Linked DNA regions of Homo sapiens: region 2 is linked to region 1. A link is an interaction called in ENCODE POLR2A ChIA-PET data of the cell type or tissue named here. Cell type or tissue: PC-9. All regions are shown on one strand. Links, peaks and the distances in the headings refer to the core of each region. The heading gives the core; the rest is flanking DNA.

What was found. Peaks named below come from ENCODE experiments on the same cell type or tissue, not always from the same donor. Only the 100,000 strongest peaks of a DNase experiment are listed, where the experiment ranks them.
Region 2: POLR2A ChIA-PET joins it to region 1 with 10 read pairs; 2 of 35 experiments call an interaction of 5 or more read pairs at or near these places.

What each region holds. Positions count from the first base shown.
Region 1 is chr6:44,041,183-44,046,552 of GRCh38, reverse strand. All of the region lies in intron 1 of SCIRT (stem cell inhibitory RNA transcript), which reads left to right. Among named protein-coding and RNA genes, the nearest start is that of SCIRT, 31 kb to the left of the region's middle. RefSeq lists enhancers at 2,627-2,921, 3,766-4,514. In PC-9, for the core only: CTCF peaks have their summits at 4,304 and 4,507; DNase peaks (open chromatin) are centred at 2,772, 3,272 and 4,792; H3K4me3 peaks cover 1,590 bases; H3K27ac peaks cover 4,054 bases.
Region 2 is chr6:43,536,139-43,541,508 of GRCh38, reverse strand. All of the region lies in intron 20 of XPO5 (exportin 5), which reads left to right. It also overlaps a transcript of POLR1C not described here and the pseudogene RPS2P29. Among named protein-coding and RNA genes, the nearest start is that of POLR1C, 22 kb to the right of the region's middle. In PC-9, for the core only: no CTCF peak of the experiment used is centred there; no DNase peak of the experiment used is centred there.

The sequences.
Region 1 (5,370 bases), core at 210-5,209:
GGGAGGGAGACAGTTTGCCCTGCACTAAACTCAGCCTGTGGAGGAGAGCAGATGGGATACCTGGGATGTGGTAGAAATGAATGTCATGGGCTGGGCGTGGTGGCTCATACCTGTAATCCCAGCACTTTGGGAGGCCGAGGCAGGTGGATCACCTGAGGTCAGGCGTTCAAGACCAGCCTGGCCAACATGGTGAAACCACGTCTCTACAAAAATACAAAAATTAGCCGGGCATGATGGCAGGTACCTGTAATCCCAGCTACTCAAGAGGCTGAGGTGGGAGAATTGCTTGAACCTGGGAGGCGGAGGTTGCAGTGAGCCCAGATCACACAATTGCAGTCCAGCCTGGGTGACAGAGCGAGACTCCATCTCAAAAAAAAAAAAAAAAAAAGAAATGAATGTCATAGTTGAGGGGACAGGTTGGTGGGGGCTGGACTTCCAAGGCTTCCTGGCCTGGGAAGGAAGCAGGGGGCGTTGTGGAACCTGGAGTTTTCGGGTCAAATTCTGGCACTTGAGCTTCTCCAAAAGCCACCTGTGTGGGCTGGGGGTGAAATGCCAGGGTTATGGGGAAGGTTTCCCACCCCCTCCCTGCAAGAAGAGAGGAATGGGAGGGCAGGGGAGGGCTGTTTGGCCAGGCCCCTGGTTCAGCCAGCTCTGGGAACCCTGCCCAAGATGCCTGAGACAATGCCGGGATGGAGGCTGGCCTGGCCAGAGGCAGGCCTGGGAGGGGGCAGGAGCAGTGCCCACTTCATTCACAGTCCTGGCCTCTGCACAGTGGCCCACAGCACCACCCCCTACTCTTGGGCTCCCTGCCCAGTCCTAGGCTTCTGCCTACCCCTTGGCAGTCACCAGCCATGCCATTCTCCCAGAAGGACTCTTTCCTAGGCTGGTCCTACCCCCTCTGAGGGATAAGTGTGTTTCTGAGAGTTAGTATGTGTCTGAGTGTGCTTCAGGATGTGAGTGTATATACATGTGTGGGTGTGTGAGGGGGGTGAATGTGTGTAGGAGTGTTGGAGTGTGTGTCTGCATGTATGTGTGTGTGTATCTAAGTATCTGAGTGTCTCCATGTATGAGTGTATAGATAAGTGCATGTGAGTGTGTCGAGGTGTGAGAATGTGTATATAAATGTATGAGCGTATATGAGTGTGTATGAGTGTGTGTATGACAATATGTATATAAATGTGTGTGCATGAGACTGTATTTGAATGTGTGTGTGTGTGGGGTGTGTGAGATGTATGTGAATGTGTCTATGAATATGTATATGAATGTTTTTGTGTTTTGTGTGGGTGTGTGAGAATGTGTATATGAATGTGTGTGAGTGTGTGGGTGTGTAAAATGTATATGAATGTGTGTGTGAATGTGTATGTGAGTGTGTGTATATGAATGTAGGTAGGTGTATATGAGTGTGGGTGTGTGAAGATGTATATGAGTGTGTGTGTCTATGAGTGGGTGTGTGGCAATGTGTATATGAATGTGTGTGAGTGTGTATATGAATGTGTGTGTGAAGATGTATATAAATGTGAGTGTGTATGTGTGTATGGGTGTGTGTGAGGGTGTATATGGATGTGTGTAAATGTGTATAAGTGTGGGTGTGTGTAAATGTGTATATGGATATGTGTGTGTGTGTGAGAGGATGTACATGAATGTGTGTGTGTGTGAGGGTGTATATGGATTGTGTGAATGTGTATATGAATATGTGTATGTGAACGTGGGTGTGTGAAGATGTATATGAATGTGTGTATATGAATGTATGTGTGTGTGTGTGAGCGTGGGTGTGTGTGAAGATGTATATGTTTGTGTGTGTGTGTGAAGGTGTATATGGATGTGTGTGAATGTGTCTATGAATATGTGTGTATGTGAGCGTGGGTGTGTGTGAAGATGTATATGAATGTTTGTGTGTGGGTGTGTGTGAAGCTGTATATGGATGTGTGTGAATGTGTATATGAATGTGTGTGTGTGTATGTGAGCGTGGGTGTGTGTGAAGATGTATATGAATATGTGTGTGTGTGTGACGGCGCATATGGATGTGTGTGAATGTGTATATGAATATGTGTGTGTGTATGTGAGCGTGGGTGTGTGTGAAGATGTATGTGAATGTTTGTGTGTGAGTGTGTATGAGGACTGCCCACTCTGCTCCTCCCCTTTCCTCCCGCTCCCCAGCCATTCTGACTGCGCAGTGGGTGCTCTGACCTTTCATTTGGACCAAGGACCACATGACCGGCATTTCTCAGGACAGCCCTCATTCAAACAGTTCACTCCCCCTTCCCCAACCAGTGCCGTTTATTTTTCCAACCCACACAGCCTCATATTCAGGGTGGAAAATGCAGTCACCCATCTCTGGGATCCTCCTCTTCTCTTTGAGCTCGGGAAGAGTGGGACTGGAGGCCTGGAGGGGCCATGGCAGGTTCCAGGAGAAATGGACCCTACTTCTGGGGCTCTAGTAGGGAGCTGGGAGCTGGGGGAGGGGGGGTTGTGGGGACAGGCTTCTTTGTTCCCAGACCCAGGCCTGGCCTGGATTTTTCTGGAGGGGACAGTGGGAGGGAGCCCTGGCTCACAGGGAGAACTGGGATTTGGTTATTAAACCAAGTTGCAAGTTCAGTCTGCTTTCCAGCCAACTTTTCTTCCCACCTCACTTTCTCCTCCAGATAATAGAAATACCCTGGAGGGGTTCCTTTTCTCCCTGGCAAGCTGAGGGAGGCAGGGGCCCTGCCATTGGCCACTCCCTGGGCCTGGGCCAACTCCCCACCCCCGCAACAAGGGGTGCAATTACATCAGCTGCTCTCTCTCAGGCTCTGGCTGTTGCTGGGGGAGGTCCTTGCCCTACTCTGATGCTGGCCTCCTGACTTTTGACTTTCTCTGACCCCTTCCAGGCCTTGAAATCATGGCAGCAGCAAGACCCAACTGGGGCAGCATCATGTCTGGGTTTGAATCCCGGTTCAGCCACTTTCCAGCTGTGTGATGTGGGGCAAGTCAGGTAACCTCCTTGGGCCTCAGTTTCCCTATCTGCAACTGGGGATGACAATAGTGCTCTCTTCCTAGGTTTGTTCTGGGTAATCACTGAATTAATATTTGTTAGGTATTTGTGTTTTACCTTGCACTATGTACGTGTTGGTTAAATAAATACATCATTTCCCTAATGATGGCCAGCTAAGGAATAGGTGGATGGGGTGGGTCACTGACCCACTAACCCCTGGCTTCATGCTTCAGCACTTACTCATTCCCTGGCACTTAGCTCTTATCCCTGCATAGACCCAGGAAGTCTGTGACTTTTTGCTCTCTTTCTCAGGGTTTAAATTCCACCCCTACTATTTACCCTCTGTGGCACTTTGTCTCCTGGGGCAGGGATATCACAGCAGAACACAGAGGCCAGCTCAGGAGAAAGTCTCCCATCCTGACTTGTCTCTCCTCCACTTGTGCCACAGCAGCCACCCCCAGGGAGGCCTGAAGGGAGGTGCCCCAAGTGGCAGGTCTCTTCCCAGTGCCTTAGGTCTTTGCTGTTCTGGAGAGGAAGTGGCAGCTTTGCCTGCTGGGCTAGGGACTTAGGTTTTGGTTTGAGCATGGAAAAGACTCATTCACAGAAACTCCCCTGCCTTCCTGAGGCAATGATCCTGATCCACTAACCAGCTGCTCTCGCTGGGGCTGGGGGAGTGCAGGGGGCTTTGCTCGCCTTGAAGGGCTGGTGGAAGGATTCCTCCCCAGCTTCTCCCTTTTCCCCAGGCTCAGATCCCACCAGGACTGCAACCCTTAGCCCTGTCTGGTCTCCCCTGCAACCCTTGAGGCCACCCTGGAGGCTCAGCCATCCATTCACCCCAGGTGGGTCCCACACTGCCTTAGCTGCCTCTTCCTGGCCCTGTGGCAGCCTGCCTCCTCTCCCCTCCCTCCTCTGGTTGCTCTCATTGTGGGTCTGGAAACTGAGGTAGCCTTGTCGCTGGGGCCTGGCTTCTCGATGCCCAGAGTCCTCCAGCTCTATTCTGCTCTCAAATATGGAGCAAGCACCCACACTGTGCTCTCCAGTGCCTGGCTCTGATGGAAAGGGCCAGTTGGCCCTGGTCACCAGGGAGCCTCTTGACCAGAGTGCAGCCCTCAAAGAAAAGCCAAAGGTCCATGAGATGTCTTCCTTCCCTCCCCTCCCCTCCCCTCCCCTCCCCTCCCCTCCCCTCTGCTCCCTCCCAGAAATGTTCATTGGGCCCTGCCTTTGTAGCAGGTGTGGGCTGGGCCCTGACCATAGAAGAAGACTTCCTTGCCTTGAAGTTCAGAGGGAACCTGGTTGCAGGCCCCAGGCAAGGCTTTCCTTTCTTTGAGTTCCACAGCTCTGCTCACTGAGGGGTTCCAAGGCAGAGGCTGAGTCTCCACCATCAGATCGTGGGCTCCCTGAGGGTAGGGCATGTGGTTTCTGCCCCTCAGAATCTTCTGCATTCATTGATTCACAGTTCATTCATTTACAGCACTCAGGAATGCTTCTGTGGGCCAGGTTGTGCCGGGCCTTTGTGAGCTGATCTGTTTCAGCAGGTGCCATCTAAACTGGTTTCTGGTGGATGAGAAGAAGCTAGTTCTGGGAAGAGTGTTCCAGGCAGACAGAACAACACGTGCAAAGCCAGGAGCCTGAGAGCTATTGGGGTAGGCTGAGGCAGGAAGGGGCTTTGAAGATACAGTGACTCACAGGAAAGCAGGGGCCTGTCTGGGGAGCTGAGGAGAAAGAAGTCCTTGAGAATGGTTGAAGATTTTACTTCTGTGGCAGGAGAGAAAACCTAGGAGAGTGTCAAGTATCATTGCCCAAAGGAAGACAGGAATTCAGCATTCTGCGGAATCCCTGACTCATCGCTGGGGGTGGAGGGAGGTGGGAGAAGACTCGGCTGCCTGTGCTTCATTTCTAGCCTTCCAGGAGGACGTCAGCAACCTCCTTGCAGATTCCTTCCTCCTCTGCCCCCTCAACCTCCCTGCCCTTGCAGGGAATGAATCCCGGAGCTCTAGCTGTCATCGAGTTCTCCCTGTTGTCTAATCCTAGTCTCTCCTGCTGCATTCTTGCGTGTCCTTGGAGATTAACCACAATTTGGGGCCTGCAGTGTCTTTTCCCAGTGCCTGGCAAAGGCACTCCCTAGCCTTAACCTGTCCCCACTACTGTCCTGGGCCACAGAGGCTGGGTCCAGGGCATGGGGGTAGTTTCCAGGAGACAGTTTGATCCTCAAACTGCAGGCCAAGCCTCCATCTTGATCTCCAGGATTGCTTGAGGTCTTAAATCCCACTGGAGAGGTCTAGAGAAGCCAGGAGAAGCCGAGGCTCTCTGTTCCTGTCTCTTTCTTACCATGACTCTTATTTCTCTTTTCCCTGTCTCTCTCCCCATCTCTTTCTCTCTTCCACTCTCTCTCCACAGAT
Region 2 (5,370 bases), core at 190-5,189, 510 kb after region 1:
TTACTTATGCAACCCTTTGAAAGTATTAAATACCACTGAATTGTGAACTTTAAAATGGTTAGGTTTTGGTGGGGATGTTTTTTGTTAGTTTTTTAAAGTTTTGTGGGTACACAGTACATACATATATTTATGGGGTACATAAGATGTTTTGACACAGGCATGCAATGCATAATAATAATCACATCAATTAAAATGGGGTATCCATCCCCTCAAGCATTTATCCTTTGTGTTACAAACAATCCAGTTATAGTCAACTGCAGTTATGCTTTTTAAATGTACAATCAAAATTATTATTGACTATAGTCACCCTATTGTGCTAGGAAATACTAGATCTTATTCATTCTTTGTGGGTTTTTTGTACCCATTAACAATCCCTACCTTACCCCTAACCCACCACTACCCTCCCCAGCCCCTCTGCTAACCATCCTTACACTCTGTATGTCCATGAGTCGAATTGTTTAAATTTTTAGATTCCACAAAGAGTGAGAACATGTGATGTGTCTTTCTGTGCCTGGCTTATTTCATTTAGCATAATGACCTCCAGTGCTATCCATATTGTTGCAAATGACAAGATCTCTTTTTTTTTTTATGGCTGAATAGTACTCCTAAAGTGGTTAGTTTTATGTTATGTGAATTATGCCTCAATTTTTTAAAATCTTAATAAAAATAAAGCTGGTTCTTTGAAAATACTAGTGATAACATCAGTAAATTCAAAAGCTTAAGAAAAATGGGGCTGGGCATGTTGGCTCATGCCTGTAATCTCAGCACTTTGGGAGGCCACAGCAGGAACATTGCTGGAGACCAGCCTGGGCAACGTAGCAAGACCCCATATCGATTTTTTAATTTATTTTTTTTGAAACGGAGTGTCACTCTTGTTGCCCAGGCTGGCATGCAAAGGCATGATCTCGGCTCACTTCAACCTCTACCTCCCAGGTTCAAGCGCTTCTCCTGTCTCAGCCTCCTGAGTAGCTGGGATTACAGGTGTGTGCCACCATGCCTGGCTAATTTTGTTTATTTATTTATTTATTTTGAGACGGAGTCTTGCTCTGTCGTCCAGGCTGGAGTGCAGTGGCGCCATCTCGGCTCACTGCAAGCTCTGCCTCCCAGGTTCACGGCATTCTCCTGCTTCAGCCTCCCAAGTAGCTGGGACTACAGGTGCCCGCCACCTCGCCTGGCTAATTTTTTGTAATTTTAGTAGAGACAGGGTTTCACCGTATTAGCCAGGATGATCTTGATCTCCTGACCTCGTGATCCGCCCGGCCTGGCTAATTTTGTATCTTCAGTAGAGACAGGGTTTCACCATGTTTGCCAGCCTGGTCTTGAACTCCTGACCTCAGGTGATCCCCCCTCCTTGGCCTCTCAAAGTACTGGGGTTACAGGCGTGCGCCACCATGCCCAGCTAATTTTGTATCTTCAGTAGAGACAGGGTTTCATCATGTTGGCCAGGCTGGTTCTCAAACTCCTGATCTCAGGTGATCCGCCCATCTTGGCCTCCCAAAGTATTGGGATTATAGGCGTGAGCCACTGTGCCCAGCCCCGTCTTCTATTTTTAAAAATAAAATATTTAAAAATGGATAATTTCCAGGGAAAATGTAACTTATTCTAACTCAACAAGATAGAAAACCTAAAGAGATATAACTTCATATTAATTATATTGGTAGTAGTTAAATTAGACCAAAAAACTCCAGGCCTAAATGATTTTACATGGGAGTTCTCCCAGACCTTCAAGGAACAGATAATTTATCTCTTAGACAAACTATTCCCAAGAATAGAAAAATGTAGCTTCTTCTCCGAGAAAACACCAAATGGCGGATGACGCCGGTGCAGTGGGGGGGCCTGGAGGCCCTGGTGGCCCTGGGATGGGGAACCGCGGTGGCTTCCGCAGAGGTTTCGCCAGTGGCATCCGGGGCCGGGGTCGCAGCCGTGGACCGGGCCGGGGCTGAGGCCGCGGAGCTCGCGGAGGCAAGGCCAAAGATAAGGAGTGGATGCCCGTCACCAAGCTGGGCCGCTTGGTCAAGGACATGAAGATCAAGTCCCTGGAGGAGATCTATCTCTTCTCCCTGCCCATTAAGGAATCAGAGATCATTGACTTTTTCCTGGGGGCCTCTCTCAAGGATGAGGTTTTGAAGATTATGCCAGTGCAGAAGCAGACCCGTGCTGGCCAGCGCACCAGGTTCAAGGCGTTTGTTGCTATCGGGGACTACAGTGGCCACGTCGGTCTGGGTGTTAAGTGCTCCAAGGAGGTGGCCACCGCCACCCGTGGGGCCATCATCCTGGCCAAGCTCTCCATTGTCCCCGTGCACAGAGGCTACTAGGGGAACAAGATCGGCAAGCCCCACACCGTCCCCTGCAAGGTGACAGGCCGCCGTGGCTCTGTGCTGGTGCGCCTCATCCCTGCACCCAGGGGCACTGGCATTGTCTCCGCACCTGTGCCCAAGAAGCTGCTCATGATGGCTGGTATCGATGACTGCTACACCTCAGCCCAGGGCTGCACTGCCACCCTGGGCAACTTCGCCAAGGCCACCTTTGATGCCATTTCTAAGACCTACAGCTACCTGACCCCCGACCTCTGGAAGGAGACTGTATTTACCAAGTCTCCCTATCAGGAATTCACTGACCACCTCGTCAAGACCCACACCAGAGTCTCTGTGCAGCAGACCCAGGCTCCAGCTGTGGCTACAACATAGGGTTTTTATACAAGAAAAATAAAGTGAATTAAGCGTGGGAAAAAAAAAAAGAAAAATGTAGTGCTCCATAACTCATTTTATGAGGCTTATTTATTTTGATACCAAAACCAGACATTAACAGTACCAAAGAGGAAAATTATAGGCCTAAATCACTTGTAAACATAGAGACGAAAATCCCAAATCAAAAGCAATATGGAGCTAGTAATAAGTCTTTTAATATAACCACATTTCCATTGTTATATCTCAAAATACTACCAGTAATTCAATATCCAGTATACAATCAGTATTCAAATATCACCGAATGTTTTCCTTTTTTCTGTTTATCCACACAAGGTTTATATATATTTAAGATATCTCTTAGTCACTAAATTAGGCTTAGCGTGGTGCCTCACGCTTGTGATCTCAGCAGTTTGGGAGGCCGAGGCAGGCGGATCCTTGAGGCTAAGAGTTTGAGACCAACCTGGCCAACATGACAAAACCCCATCTCTACTAAAAATTTAAAAAAGTAACCAGGTGTGGTGGTGCGCACCTGTAGTCTCAGCTACTTGGGAGGCTGAGGCACGAGAATCACTTGAACCCAGCAGGCGGAGGTTGCATTGAGCTGAGATCACGCCATTGTACTCCAGCCTGAGCGACAGAGCAAATCTCTGTTTCAAAAAAAAAAAAAAAAAAAAAAAAAAAAGATGTCTCTTAGGCTCTAAATTTATAAGTTCCTTGCCTTTTTTTTTTTTTTTTTTTTGAGACCATCTTGTTCTGTCACCCATGCTGGAGTGCACTGGTGCTATCTCAGCTCACTGCACCCTCCGCCTCCCGGGATCAAGCAATTCTCCTGCCTCAGCCTCTCGACTGCCTCAGCCTCTCGAGTAGCTGGGATTACAGGTGTGCGCCACCACGCCTGGCTAATTTTTTGTATTTTTAGTAGATACAGGGTTTTGCCATGTTACCCAGGCTGGTCTCAAACTCCTGAGCTCAACTGATCCACCTGCCTCAGCCTCCCAAAGTGCTGGGATTACAGCCGTGAGCTACCATGCCTGGCCCTCTTTTTCTTTTCAATTTATTTGTTGAAAAATGTGGACTTGTATTTCCAGAGTTTCCCCTGGTGAAATTTTGATGATTGCATCTCTGGAGTATTGTTTGATCTTGTCTACTTTCCTTTATTTTTGTTATTTTGTTACACGTGAATATGTCTAGAGGACATATGGCACTCTGCAGCCTGAGGACCAAATGTAAGTCTCCACATGTTTGTAAGTAAACTTCCGTTGGAACATACCTTGGCCATTCATTTACCTACTGTTTATGGCTGCTATTGCGCTTCAATGCAGAGTTGAGTTGTCGAGGACAGACACCATATTGCCGGCCAAGCTTAAAACATGTATGAATGTGACCTCTGGTCTAGAAAACTGACCTCATACCAGTTCAGTTTTTTAGCAGATAATCCTTTGTAGATGATGATGGGTTCAACACAATAGTAAAGGTTTAGCCTTTAAAAGACTCCCAGGTATGTATTACAGGTTGATCTATGACAGAAGTAATGAAAGTTAGAAAAAGATGGCTGGGAATAGTGGCTCATGCCTATAATTTCAGCACTTTGGGAGGCCAGGGCAGGAGGATCTCTTGGGGCCAGGAGTTTGAGACCAGCCTGGGCAACACAGACACTTTCTCTACAAAAAAAAAAAAAAAAGTTTTAATTATTCACGTGTGGTGGTGCACACTTATAGTCCCAGCTACTCGGGAGCCTGAGGTGGAAGGGCCACTTGAGCCCAGGAGTTTGAGGCTGCAGTGAGCTATGAACACACCACTGCAATCCAGCCTGGGCAGTAGAGTGAGACCCTGTCTCTTTAAAAAACAAAAAACAAAACAAAAATCAATTATTCAATGCTGGGACAGTTGGCTTTCTATGCAGAGTTGAGTTGTCGAGGACAGACACCATATTGTCTGTTTCACCGTGTTAGAAAAAACAATTAGATTCCTACCAGCCACCACACACAGAAAAAATTTTCAGGTGTTTTAAAACCCAAAAAGTAAAGCTGCTTTTTTTTTTTTTTTTTTTTTTTTTTTTTTTTAGATAGAGTCTCACTCTGTCGTCCAGGCTGGAGTGCAGTGGCGCGACCTTGGCTCACTGCAACCTCTGCCTCCCGGGTTCAAGCGATTCTCCTACCTCAGCCTCCTGAGTAGCTGGGATTTACAGGCGTGTGCCACCATGCCTGGCTAATTTCTGTATTCTTAGTAGAGACAGGGTTTCACCATGTTGGCCAGAGACTGGTCTTGAACTCCTGACCTCGTGATCCACCCACCTCGGCTTCCTAAAGTGCTGGGATTACAGGCATAAGCCACCGCATCTGGCCAAAGTAAAACTTCTAGACCATATTTACAGCATGAGGTTAGTGAATGACTTTTTTTTTTTGTCGAGTTGGAGTCTCACTGTGTTGCGCAGGCTGGAGTGCAGTGGCACAATCTCGGCTCACTGCAATTTCCGCCTCCTGGGTTCAAGCGATTCTTATGCCTTGACCTCTCAAGTAGCTGGGATTATAGGCATGCACCACCACACCCGGCTAATTTTTATATTTTTAGTAGAGACAGGGTTTCACCATGTTGGCCAGGCTGGTCTCAAACTCCTGACCTCAGGTGATCCGTCTGCCTTAGCCTCCCAAAGTGCTGGGATTACAGGCATGAGTCACTGTGC